Regions from separate parts of the Homo sapiens genome. Here region 2 is linked to region 1. The links are chromatin loops, found by intact Hi-C in ENCODE. Cell type or tissue: stomach. All regions are shown on one strand. Links, peaks and the distances in the headings refer to the core of each region. The heading gives the core; the rest is flanking DNA. Region 1 overlaps NTF3 (neurotrophin 3). Region 2 overlaps LOC105369617 (a long non-coding RNA gene).

Region 1 (5,377 bases), core at 299-5,298:
CCAAGGAATCATCTATGGGTGGATCTGACGTCCAGAAATCTGGGACCCCTTCATATGCCCAAGAAACTTTATCATCTGTCCCTATTCCACGATGAGCCTATGAAAAGGTCTTCCATGCAAGCAGCCCTCTCTGGAGCAAGTCAATGCCACAGTTTCAGATTTTCTGGGATGTAATTTCAAAAGCCATCTTCTTTTTTGATCCTGAATGAAATCAAATTAGGATGGAAATGCATAGAAGAGGGAAAAAGTTTCAGAAGTCCTCCCCACTATCAACCACCCTAAAATATCAGATATTTTAATCCATGTGTCCAGAGACATTCTAATCAATGCATTACTCCCTGGCCTCCCAGGCTGAGATAATCGCCCCTGGAGCCAGTACTGGTCAAAGTAACCAGAGATCAAATCAGGCTTGCTGCGTTCCCTCTGCATCTCATGCATTCGTTTGCTCATTCATTAATTCTTCCATCAATCCAACCATCAGCCATTCCTTTCTTCATTGAACAACTCTTTATTCAGAGCCACACTGCAGCCGGAGGGATCTTTTTAAAAACAAAAGCTTAATTGTGCCCTCAGAGTTTTCCATAGTTCCCATGCCCCTGGGAAAAAAAAAGTAAGCTCCCAGTTGGCTCCCGCCCACCTCTCCACCATACTGGATATGGGATATATGGGATGTTCTCTGTTCATCCCCTCCCTGGGCTTCTTTCAGTTCTTTAAGTCCCTGCTTTCTCTCACCTTGGGGTCTCCTCCCACGGAACTTCTCTACCTGTAACTCTCCTCTACCCCATCTCCTCCTACTTTCACCAGTGATTACAAAACACATCTCAGGTCACCAGGAAGTTTCCTAGTTACTTCCCAGGGTTGTTTGGCTCCATATCTGTTGCTGGGGACTCCTGCTCTCTCTCCACATTTGTTGGTTTGGGGAGAATCTCCCTTTTATCTCTGCCCCAGCCCCTGCTCACGCTCTCTTTCTGTGGACAACAGTCACAGACATCAGCATACCACAGGAAAACACATAATCGACAATTGGAACATTTCTCCTATTCCTCAACATATTTTTTTGTCTTTGTCCAAAAGCTGACCGTCTCTAATGGTTCTATCCTTGACTGTGCCTCTGTCGAGCAGTCCCCAAAAGAATTAAGGAGACTTGCTGTAGACAGACAGTAACTTTATACAGCTGCCCCAAAAGAAGATGTAAACATGGAAGAGGGAACGGGAAGATGTATTCTTGATTCAGACAAGAGCCAAAAAGTAAAAGGGAAATGTCAGAGGATTACAGTGACGAGCTGAGGTCTCTCAACCTGTAACCCAATCCAAATTCAACTTGATTTCCTAGACATGCTAATAGACCACAGTCTAAAATATCTTTCTCTCTTGTACTCTCTCTCGCCTCTCCTCTCTCCCTTTCTTTTTTTTTCTCTCTCTCTCATGCACACACACACATCAAAAGGCAAGAATATGCAATAAACACCCTGGAGGTTTCCTTGGTGGTGGTTTAAATGCTAAGAAAGACAGAGAAAAAGAGACAAGGAGTAAAAGAGCTATAGAAAACAATCTTTTCCTCATTTTAATCCACAGCTACCAAAAGTCTCAAATACTCAAAGAAAACCTCCATAAAAACAATCATGGAATGAATTCTAATGTGAAGGAATCTTAGATTTGAGCTATGAACAATGCTAGAATACTAATACAATTTCTTTTGGGGTAGCTATCTTGGACGCAAAGCACCATGCACATATATTTTTGGAAGGAAAGTCCAGGAAAGCTCTGGAGAGGAGTGGCATGCAGAGGTTGCATGGAACATTTCCCCCCTTTGTATTTTAACAGCACCCAAAACTCCCCTGGGGAAATTCTCTCTCTCCTGCTGCATGTGGGGTCATCAGCACAGGGCCCTGCATCCAGGTATCCTTCCTGCATGGGATCCAATTGACTCTATTGCTCTTGACAAGCTGGAAACCAGGAAACCACCTCCCACTGCATCCAAGAGTGGTACATGATGCAGGGTCGGGGATGGGGGGGCCCTTACATGACAAGAAGACCAACAGCCTTGCTTTGAGGATGCGGAACCCAAGGCCCTGGGTCACAGGGCAGGACTGCCAGAAGCTGGACTAGACCTCAGGCCCTCCAGGTTCCTGAGTTTCCAGTTCATAGCCTGTCCCACAACATCGCGCAGCTCTTAGAAGCCTCTTCCTAAACACTGGGATTGCTAAAAGGAGACCCATATTGGTCTTTCCCAAATCCCCCAGCCTATAAGGGCTCCTCCTTCCTCCAAACTCCCAAAACCTCTGTAGTCCCTACCACCCAGATGCCTCTTACCAAATATCTACTGCCACATCCTGTAGTCTGCTTCTCTGCAAATCTACACTGTATTCGCAAGTAGACTGCAAGGCTGTTGAAGGTAAGGCCTTGCTTTGTATCTCTTGGTATCCCACACGGCACCTCGCACAGCGGCTAGCAAGACTCAGTGGCAGCAGAGTGGCCCCTTACAATAATACTTTGTAAACAGATACGGAAACCATCTGACAGATGTGCTATGTTTTTTGAAGGCTCCCTTCTAAATTCTAAAAAAATTACTAAATAGGACTCCACGTCTGTTTCTCCTGGTGTCCGGATCTATTAAAAACAGGATGAGAAAAAATAAATGCCTCCTTGAGCAGGAGGGACTCAGGACAGAAGTGGACAGTAGATGGCAGTCTGTTCCTGTGTCAGAAGTGGTCACAGAGACAATACATGCTGTATAATTAGAAAGGAAGTAGAAGCACAGCTTAGGGGCCTGAGGTGGACTCACCCCCACCATGCCACGAGCAGGGATACTTCTGAGAAGTACCCTGGTGAGCATGCACACCTACACCTCCCCAAGCCCCAACACCTGTACAACATGCGTGTTCCCCCGACTCTCCCCACAAGGACCAAGGGCTCCCATCACAATGGTCTCTGAGCATCCATCACCCTAGCCCTGGGAATTCAGGGACAAGAAAACCACTGTCATGTGGAAGCGGAGACCATTCCTGGACCCTCCAGCTTGCTCCTGAACCAAGAGGATTCTCAATCATGGTTTGTACTAAAAAACAACACCTGAAGTGGGAACCCTGTATTCCATCTTCCTTGCTTCCCTTGTTCTCCCTGGAGCACTATGATTGTAACCTGACTGCCTCCTTCACCAGTTTCCAGACCCCAAGGCCAGCAGCACTACATTCATCTCTGCATCTTCCCCAACATTTAGCACGTGACCACCAACAGACTGCTTAATGAATAATCTGTACACGTGTGTTTTGAGTTGCTTTCCGAGTGTCTAACGAGGAGTTATCCTAATGCGTATGCAATGACACCCGATTCCCTGTGACCAAGAGCCCCAATTTGCAGGAGAACTAAGCAGGCTAAGATGTGGGGAAGAAAGGTCTCTAAAAGGGAGTAAGAACAGCCTTTTCTGGCCACCAAGCGCTGAGCATTCATGACCTTAGCCTTGGGACAGGCCAAAAGGGGGATAAAGGTAACACTGTTTTGAAGCCCTGGCAAGGTGCACTGCCTCTCTGAGCCAAGTTCCTGGCACTGTCAAATCGCTGCTGCACATTCTGAGCTCACAATGGCTGGTCACGCATTCATTCACTCAACACATTCCTGTGGCTGTCGCTATTCAAGGTGGGGGACACAAAAATGAAAACAACAGATCCCTTTCTCTGTGAAGTCACATTCTAGGAATGCAAATTAAACACAGGCTGCTAAGTGGCATCAGGAGGCTGGGAAGGGAGCCTTAGGCTCTCTGGGGAAATGCAGGGAGGCTTCCCAGGTTAAGCAAATATCCCAGGTTAAGCAATGATTTTAATATCATTGATGATGATGGAGGGGTAAGCATTTGAAGCACAATATTTGTACAGAATATATCCTCCAATGCTATCTCCGATTCAAGAATAAACGTATCACTTGTACAGAACATTTCCCTCTATATTTAGGCCATTTGAGGTATCCCCTTCTCCATCCACGCATTTGTCCAGATTTTTCTACTAGCTCCCAATTCTCACAATTTAATTAATGATAAGTCAAGAAAGACCTTAGAGATAATCAAAGTCAGTAGCTCTTAATAGATGAGGAAGTGAGACCTAGTGTGGTTCGAGGACTTCCCAAAATTGTAATTAGCCTCTGTTGGAGTTAGAGGCGGGGTCTGATCTCTCTGCAGAGTTTGGGATCTCTCTGATTTAGCTTATTGAATTCAGCTACCCACAGACAACTTTAATCCCACATAAACCTCTCGCATACTCCCAACTTCCAATCCAAGATCCGCCACGAATCTGGCAAGCTTGTTTCTTCAGTGCTTCATAAACATGCACTCATCCGTATGTTCAATGACTTATCTGGCATCACATAACTTAATTTCCTCCTCCACCCCCTCCAAATCACTCTATGTAAGTCCTCTAGGCCAGCAGGGTTACCTGAAAATCCCAGGCATGGGCCACAGTGTGGGGCCGAGGGAGCAGCGGAGTCATGGAAGATGTGATCTGTCACACTGGTAGGGTCCTTGTGACCCTCTAGTGAGTCCAACTCCTCCCTTTTCCAGGAAAAGAGGCCCACGGAGGGAAAGTGATTTGCTTAAAGTCACACAGCTAGTCTGGGCTCTCTGCAGGGAGACTGTGGCAAGCTATTTAAGGTAGCCAGGTGGGTGTTAGGAGGACTGGGCTTCTTCCCCACCATGGGACACACCTGTTGGGAAAGCAGGTGATTTCTAGAGCTGTGTCTTCCTCTTGAACCCAGTGGAAGTACCTTATGAACCATTAGAAGCAGGTCCTCTAGATGTGGGATGAAACTAATCTCAGATTGAGAACTTGAAACAAACTCCCTGAGGGATCACTTAGAGCCAGAGAAGGATATTTTTAAATGCTGGGGTCTTAGATCTAGAAACAGAGGGAAGGGGGAAGTAAATTGCAAGAACCTGGCTATCAGTTTTTAAAAGGCTATATACTCCATATGAAGAAAAAAATTATCACCCTACACATGAAAGGTTATTTTAAGCAAAGTAAATACATAATTTTTGAGTACCTATGGTCTAATAGGCATTAGGTTAGTGTTCAACATTTATTTGTACATGCAAATATGTTTAAGCAACAGAACAAAGTCACCTGTCCTTAACTGTCTTGATGATGTATATGTGGTAGTGATGGTGAGGAAATCAGTGGAGGAAGAAGGAATGAGCCTTTAGTCACAATCTTCAAACAGGGCAACATCCACCCCAAGAACCTGTTTGGCTTCTCTATTTCTGGTACTGCCCAGAGAATGGTGTGCAGTGGCAAATCCTCAGCTGGAGGGCTCTACAGCTGCTCTGCTCTGCATCAAACACAGCCTGGGGACCTCAGTCTTTAGCAGTGACCCCTGCCCCCCAACCTCCCAG
Region 2 (5,377 bases), core at 185-5,184, 240 kb after region 1:
ACTCCTGCTATTGAGCAATGGCCTCTATTTCCCCTTCTCTGAGTTGAGGTGGCCTGTGGCTACTTTGACCAGTAGAGCGTGGTGGAAGTGATGCTATGCTACTTTGGGGACTGGCAGGTCCTGCCTTGGTCTTCAGGCCCTGAGCTGCCCTGTGAAAGATCCAACTACACTGCTAGAGAGACACTTTGGGGCTCAAAGAGAGGCAGAAGGACCAGGTGAGCCCAGCAGTCCAGCTGTCCCACCAAGGCCCCAGGTGAATGAGTGAAGCCGTCAGATGCTCCAGGCCAGTCCAGCTGCCAGCTGAACGCCACTGAATGACCCCAGCCAATGCCACATGGAGCAGAACAATTGACCAGCCAATTCCTGCTCAATGTCTTCACCCACAAAGGACTCATAAAGACTGGCTATAGTTTTAAATCCATTAAGTTTTAAAGTTTTCACACAGCCATAGATAACCTGAAAACCATATGTATGGTTATAAAATTGAATTAGCATGAAGTGATAAATTATGAATCTCCTACAGCCATAGGGACCATCTTTTTCTATTTTCAGAGCAGGGGATGATCTGGTGGGTTTGAGAGAGGCAGAGACAAACTGTTCTAGAAAGTTGGAGATATTGGATCACCAAAACTAAAATAAATAGCATTGAGTTCAGGCACCCAGTGAGGAAGTACTGCTCCAGGAGCAGACCTAGGTCTTGCTGTGTCCCTCTGTGACTGCAGCAGGCTCCGCCCCCCTCCACACTCCCTCGGGCTTGCAGTTCCTCCTGGCTCCCTGGAATATCAGCATCCGCAGTCCTTCTTTAAGAGGCAGCCAGCAGGAACGCCTCCCTTGCTTCTGCGCCTCCCTTGATGGGGAGGAGCCACCAAGGCTACCAGCTGCTGGCCTCCTGAGTGACAAAACCAGCAGCCATATTAGAGTGAAGAGGCCTGGTTGTGGAGGGCTGTGCGCTCAGCGTGGAATTATAGCAGTTCATTTTCTAAAGTGCCACGAGACCTGGGGATGAACCTTCCGAGAGAAGGGAAAACCACAACAGCAGTCCCCTCGTAGAGATGCAATTCATCATGGGCAGGACGGCTGGGTCTGTCAACAGGAAGGGCTCTTTTCCCTGTGACGCACAAAAGCAATCCCACGGGCTCTGTGTTGCAGCAAGAGGACCCTGAACTCCCTCAGACACCCTGGCTGTGTGCAGGGAGCCTCCGAAATCCAGAGACGGGAGGCATGCATCGCCATGTGAGCACCGAGCGGAGGCATAATGGGACTCCAGTTCCTATGCCCCCACCATATTTTCTCTCTAATTAAGAGTGGGGATAGTTTGTGGTGAGGGTAGTTTGCAGTGGGAGTGAGACCCATTTATTTTGTTTCTTGTTATTTTTTCATTGAGATGTAACTTAGAAGTAGTCTCAGGAATAAGAGGGACACTTTTGCTTCCTGGTAAACAGAGGCTAGCAGTCTACTAATAACCTGGCTAAGAGACCAGGCAAGGTAGCAGCTGCCATCCTGAACACCACTGCATCAGCTCAGCCACCTCCCAGGAGTGAGTCCAGCCAGGAGTGAGACCTTGTGACCCCACAGAGCCCACAATACCCCACAATGGAGCAGGGAGCACCAGCCGGAACTCACCCCTGCTGCCATTCCTCCTCCTACCAGCAAGCCTCTAGCGACATCTCTGAACATGGTCTCTCCCTGCTCACACTCAGCTATGCAGAGCGGGAAAAGGTACAACCTTCAGAACGTTCTGCTTAGCTACTACGCTCTAACCCGGTGGATAAAGGATAACCAGCATCCCCTGTCAGGACACAGGGAGCTGTCCTGCAGAGCTGGCTCTACATCAGATCTGATCTGAATGCACTTGTTCTAAAACGCTTCATCAAAAGATTAACTGCATGCTCTTCCTTCAGCGTTTCCTGTCCAAAACAAGCACTGGGGATTCTGAGGAACCTCTGAGGAGCACCCTGCCTTTACTTGCAGTTCTTCCAGAGGTATCTGAGTTTCCATATTGTCTTTCTTTCCCACGTCCCCTTCCCATCCCTGGGCATAAACACAGAGTTTAAGGTTTGTTATGTCTTGTGTTCAGAAAGCCTTTGATAGAGCAACACTTCAGTGCAACCCATTGCGACCCTGCCTTTCACCTAGTGGCTGTCCTCCTCCCCGCCCCCGACCCCGTGGTCTGTGCCAGGTGGAGGCAGCGCCCCCTCTAGTGGTCAGCGCCTTCGGCCTCCCTCCTCTTGCTGAACAAGGCTTCTGGGAAGAACAAGGTAAATTGTTCTGGGGTTTAACGCAGACCCCAGAATCTAAAGGAAAAAAAAAAAACCACTTTTTTTTTTTTTAACAGGAATTATATTTCTGTCCAATGCAAAGGATGCCGTGGGGTCACTCTAGCCAATGAGCTTCTGTCTCCCTTGCTCCACACCCTCACTCCCACATACTGGGCCAACACAAGCAGTGAAAGTCTAGCTAGTCATTGCCTTCTCTGGGCTTCAGTGTCTTCATTTTTCATATCAGAAAAAAATAATTCTTTCTGCTGCCATGATCCGGAATCTCTTACCCATAGGGAACGGTGTTCTATGTCCTTCTAATTCCTCATTTGTTTCTGACAGTTCCCTTTGGCCCCTTTCAGGACTGACATCAGAATAGTCCTTAGAATGTAAATCTCATTCTCTACTTACAACTCTTCTGTGACAGGGAAATTATGACACAGCAGATACTCAGCCCTTCAGAATGAGTGGAATTTGGGGAGAAAAGGTCTTCAGAGGACTGTAAGAGAGTTTTCTGGGTGCTGTACGGCAAAAATCAGACCTTGCATCCTCCCCCAGCCACCCACCCAGCTCCTAAGTTCTAACCAGGTGGGAAGAGTGACCAGAATTCCCTGCTGGGTGTGGGAGGTCATGCGCAGGCCCAGGTTTATTTGAGTTTGCTCTTAGGGGGTTTCCCACCGTCCCTAGAATAGAGCTAGTGGCTTCAGAGTGGGCTCCAGTCCTGCGCCACCAGGACCAGCTCACTGTCCAGCCTCTTGTCTCTCCACTGCCTTCATTTCCCCAGGCCCTGCCACGTGGAGCTGCAAGAATATTCTTGAGGAAGGGAGATGCTCTCTTGTCCCCTTGATTGCACATCTGTGGCTTCCCCTGCTCTTCCCCATGCTCTCTGCTGCATCTTACTGAGTACTCCAAGGGAACCATTCTCCTCCAAATCTCCCATACCTGTAGCTGGCTGAGGGCCTCTCACAGGCATGGGCAGGAGCTACCATTACTCCCCACCACTGTTGTAATGGCCTGATTACCTGTCTGTCCATCGAGGCACATATGGAAAATATCAGAGTCACAGGGCAGATAGGAGCCGTGCAGCTCACTTGGTCCCAACCCAGTCATTTCCACTGTAGAGATTCATTCATTTTCTTTCACGAACTTAACAGAGAAACCAAATATATGACTTCCTACCAAAATACTGCATGCCTCCTAATCTTCCAGCCCCCAGCCTCCTGAATGTTCAGCCTTCATTGCCAAAGAAGACCATTATTTGGGAACAAAGGTATTTTGTAGTCTTGAAGATCATGATTCAGTTCTAATCCTTCTACCCCCAGGCCTTCTGTTATTCAGACAAAATAATCTAAATTCCTTGAAATTTTCTTTTTGGAGTTATGAAAATTGGAGACATCTTATGTGGAGTTTTTAAATTCGAGATTCTTGCCTAAGAAATTCTCCTTCCCCCCATTTCTTTTCTCTTGGCATTTTCCCCCAAGAATCATCTGGAGAATATAATTGTTTCATAACTGTGAGCAATGGGGCTAGTCCTCAGGCCTGATGCTCTGGTGTGGACAGTGAGACCTACACCAGTTAGGGTGTGGATGGGGGTAAAGTGAGATCCTCTTTTCTTGGTAAGCACAGAAAAGTCTGTTAGATAAAGGAATTGGTTGACACATTCCTGGAAGCAGTCTACACCTCTTTGCACTGCCTTTTTTGATCCGACTTTCTCCAATCTTCAATTGTTAAAGGAAGGAATGAATTTTTCACTGGATCATGATAACCAGAAAATGAGTCCATCGTAGCCAGTGTTGACCCCAAACTTGGGAGTTCAGCCATAGGCGATTACTAGCAAGCTCCTGAATGTTCTATCTTTGTAGTTGCTTTGAGCTAATATAACCTCCACCTAGCTGGAGGGGCCCCCGCTTGGATAGCATTCAGCTCTCCTCTACACAGCGATACAACTAGCAAGCCAAGGGTCCCATTGAAAGCAGCAATATTAAGTCACTCACTAGAATCATCCATAGCTGCTTCCTGATTGAAAAAGTCACAAACTTGTGTCGTGGTCCTGGCGAAGTCCTTCCCACAACAGGCAGTCTCAGGGAGGACTCTGAGTACACATCCTACAACAGGTCTCTCTTCAGCAGCTTTGAGATGCTGTGAGAAGATGATAGATATTAATGGAAGCCACTTGATCTCCATCCCTGGAAAAAACCTCCTTGAATGCTCTTGTCACAGCGCCTAGTAAATATATGCAGACTTCAGGGTTTGTGGTTGAGAAAGTTAAGAAGTCAAGATTCCCCATTCTGGCCCATTGAAGAATAAGTAATGTACGAAATAGAAGGGCAGCCTTACCACGTGTGCTTTTCATAACAGAGATGTTGGAGCTGACAACTGGAGACAATATGGCTTGGTGACAACATCATAAAAGGTATGCCAATGAAATGTGTATATGTCTCCTCAGCTTATGCATGCATGTGCACACGCACAAGGCTAGAATGAGTCAAAGCCTCTGTTGTCAAAATCAAGGAAGTGCATCGTGCATGGCGGAACCAAGCAAATACAAATCAGAGGGGACGCTATCCTGAGGGTAACCCTGACAGTGAAGGGTGGGAGGAGCGGGGTCTGGAGATGGGGAGCCTGCCCCTTAGGAAGCAGAAGACAAGCCTCAGAGCCTGCTGTTTGGGGGTTCCCATGCTATTTGCCTGCAGTAAGACTCACATTCCTGTAGCATGTGCTTTCTTGCATCTTCCCTTGCTCAGGCAGTCTCTTCTGCCTAGAGGGAGGGATAAGACTTTGCTGGAAGAGACTCTGACAATTCCAAGGGGTCCTGCAAGTAGATTCCTTGCATGGGGCAGTAGGGAGTCAGAGTCTCCCAGCTAAAGGGAGTATTTTTGTCTGACTCTTTGTCTTCATTCAGGCAGATGTTTAAACCAGTCATTACAGATAGCAAATATTTTTCTAGACTTTTCTTTCTTAGTACGATGATACAGTCTCCTTTGCTAGTTATTCTAAGATTTTACACAGTGTTTTCCCCACTAGAGAAAAATCAATTTCACATATGCAAATGAAAAACTCATTTTCTCTCTCTCTCCTTCTCTCTCTCTCTCTCTCTCTCACACACACACACACACACA

Evidence for each region. Peaks named below come from ENCODE experiments on the same cell type or tissue, not always from the same donor. Only the 100,000 strongest peaks of a DNase experiment are listed, where the experiment ranks them.
Region 2: a loop joins it to region 1, with 2.9 times the contacts of the local background. A loop is called at or near these places in 46 of 110 quality-filtered maps.

Annotation. Positions count from the first base shown.
Region 1 is chr12:5,439,903-5,445,279 of GRCh38, reverse strand. All of the region lies in intron 1 of NTF3 (neurotrophin 3), which reads right to left. Among named protein-coding and RNA genes, the nearest start is that of NTF3, 10 kb to the right of the region's middle. In stomach, for the core only: a CTCF peak has its summit at 2,651 (motif pointing right); a DNase peak (open chromatin) is centred at 2,689; H3K27ac peaks cover 374 bases; H3K27me3 peaks cover 795 bases.
Region 2 is chr12:5,197,522-5,202,898 of GRCh38, reverse strand. All of the region lies in intron 4 of LOC105369617 (a long non-coding RNA gene), which reads right to left. It overlaps LOC105369616 (a long non-coding RNA gene), which reads left to right. Exons shown (of 3, transcript XR_931575.4): 1 at 1-1,233; 2 at 1,902-1,982; 3 at 4,617-4,743. Among named protein-coding and RNA genes, the nearest start is that of LINC02443, 43 kb to the left of the region's middle. In stomach, for the core only: CTCF peaks have their summits at 2,011 and 2,211 (motif pointing left); DNase peaks (open chromatin) are centred at 818 and 2,178; H3K27ac peaks cover 623 bases; H3K27me3 peaks cover 3,343 bases.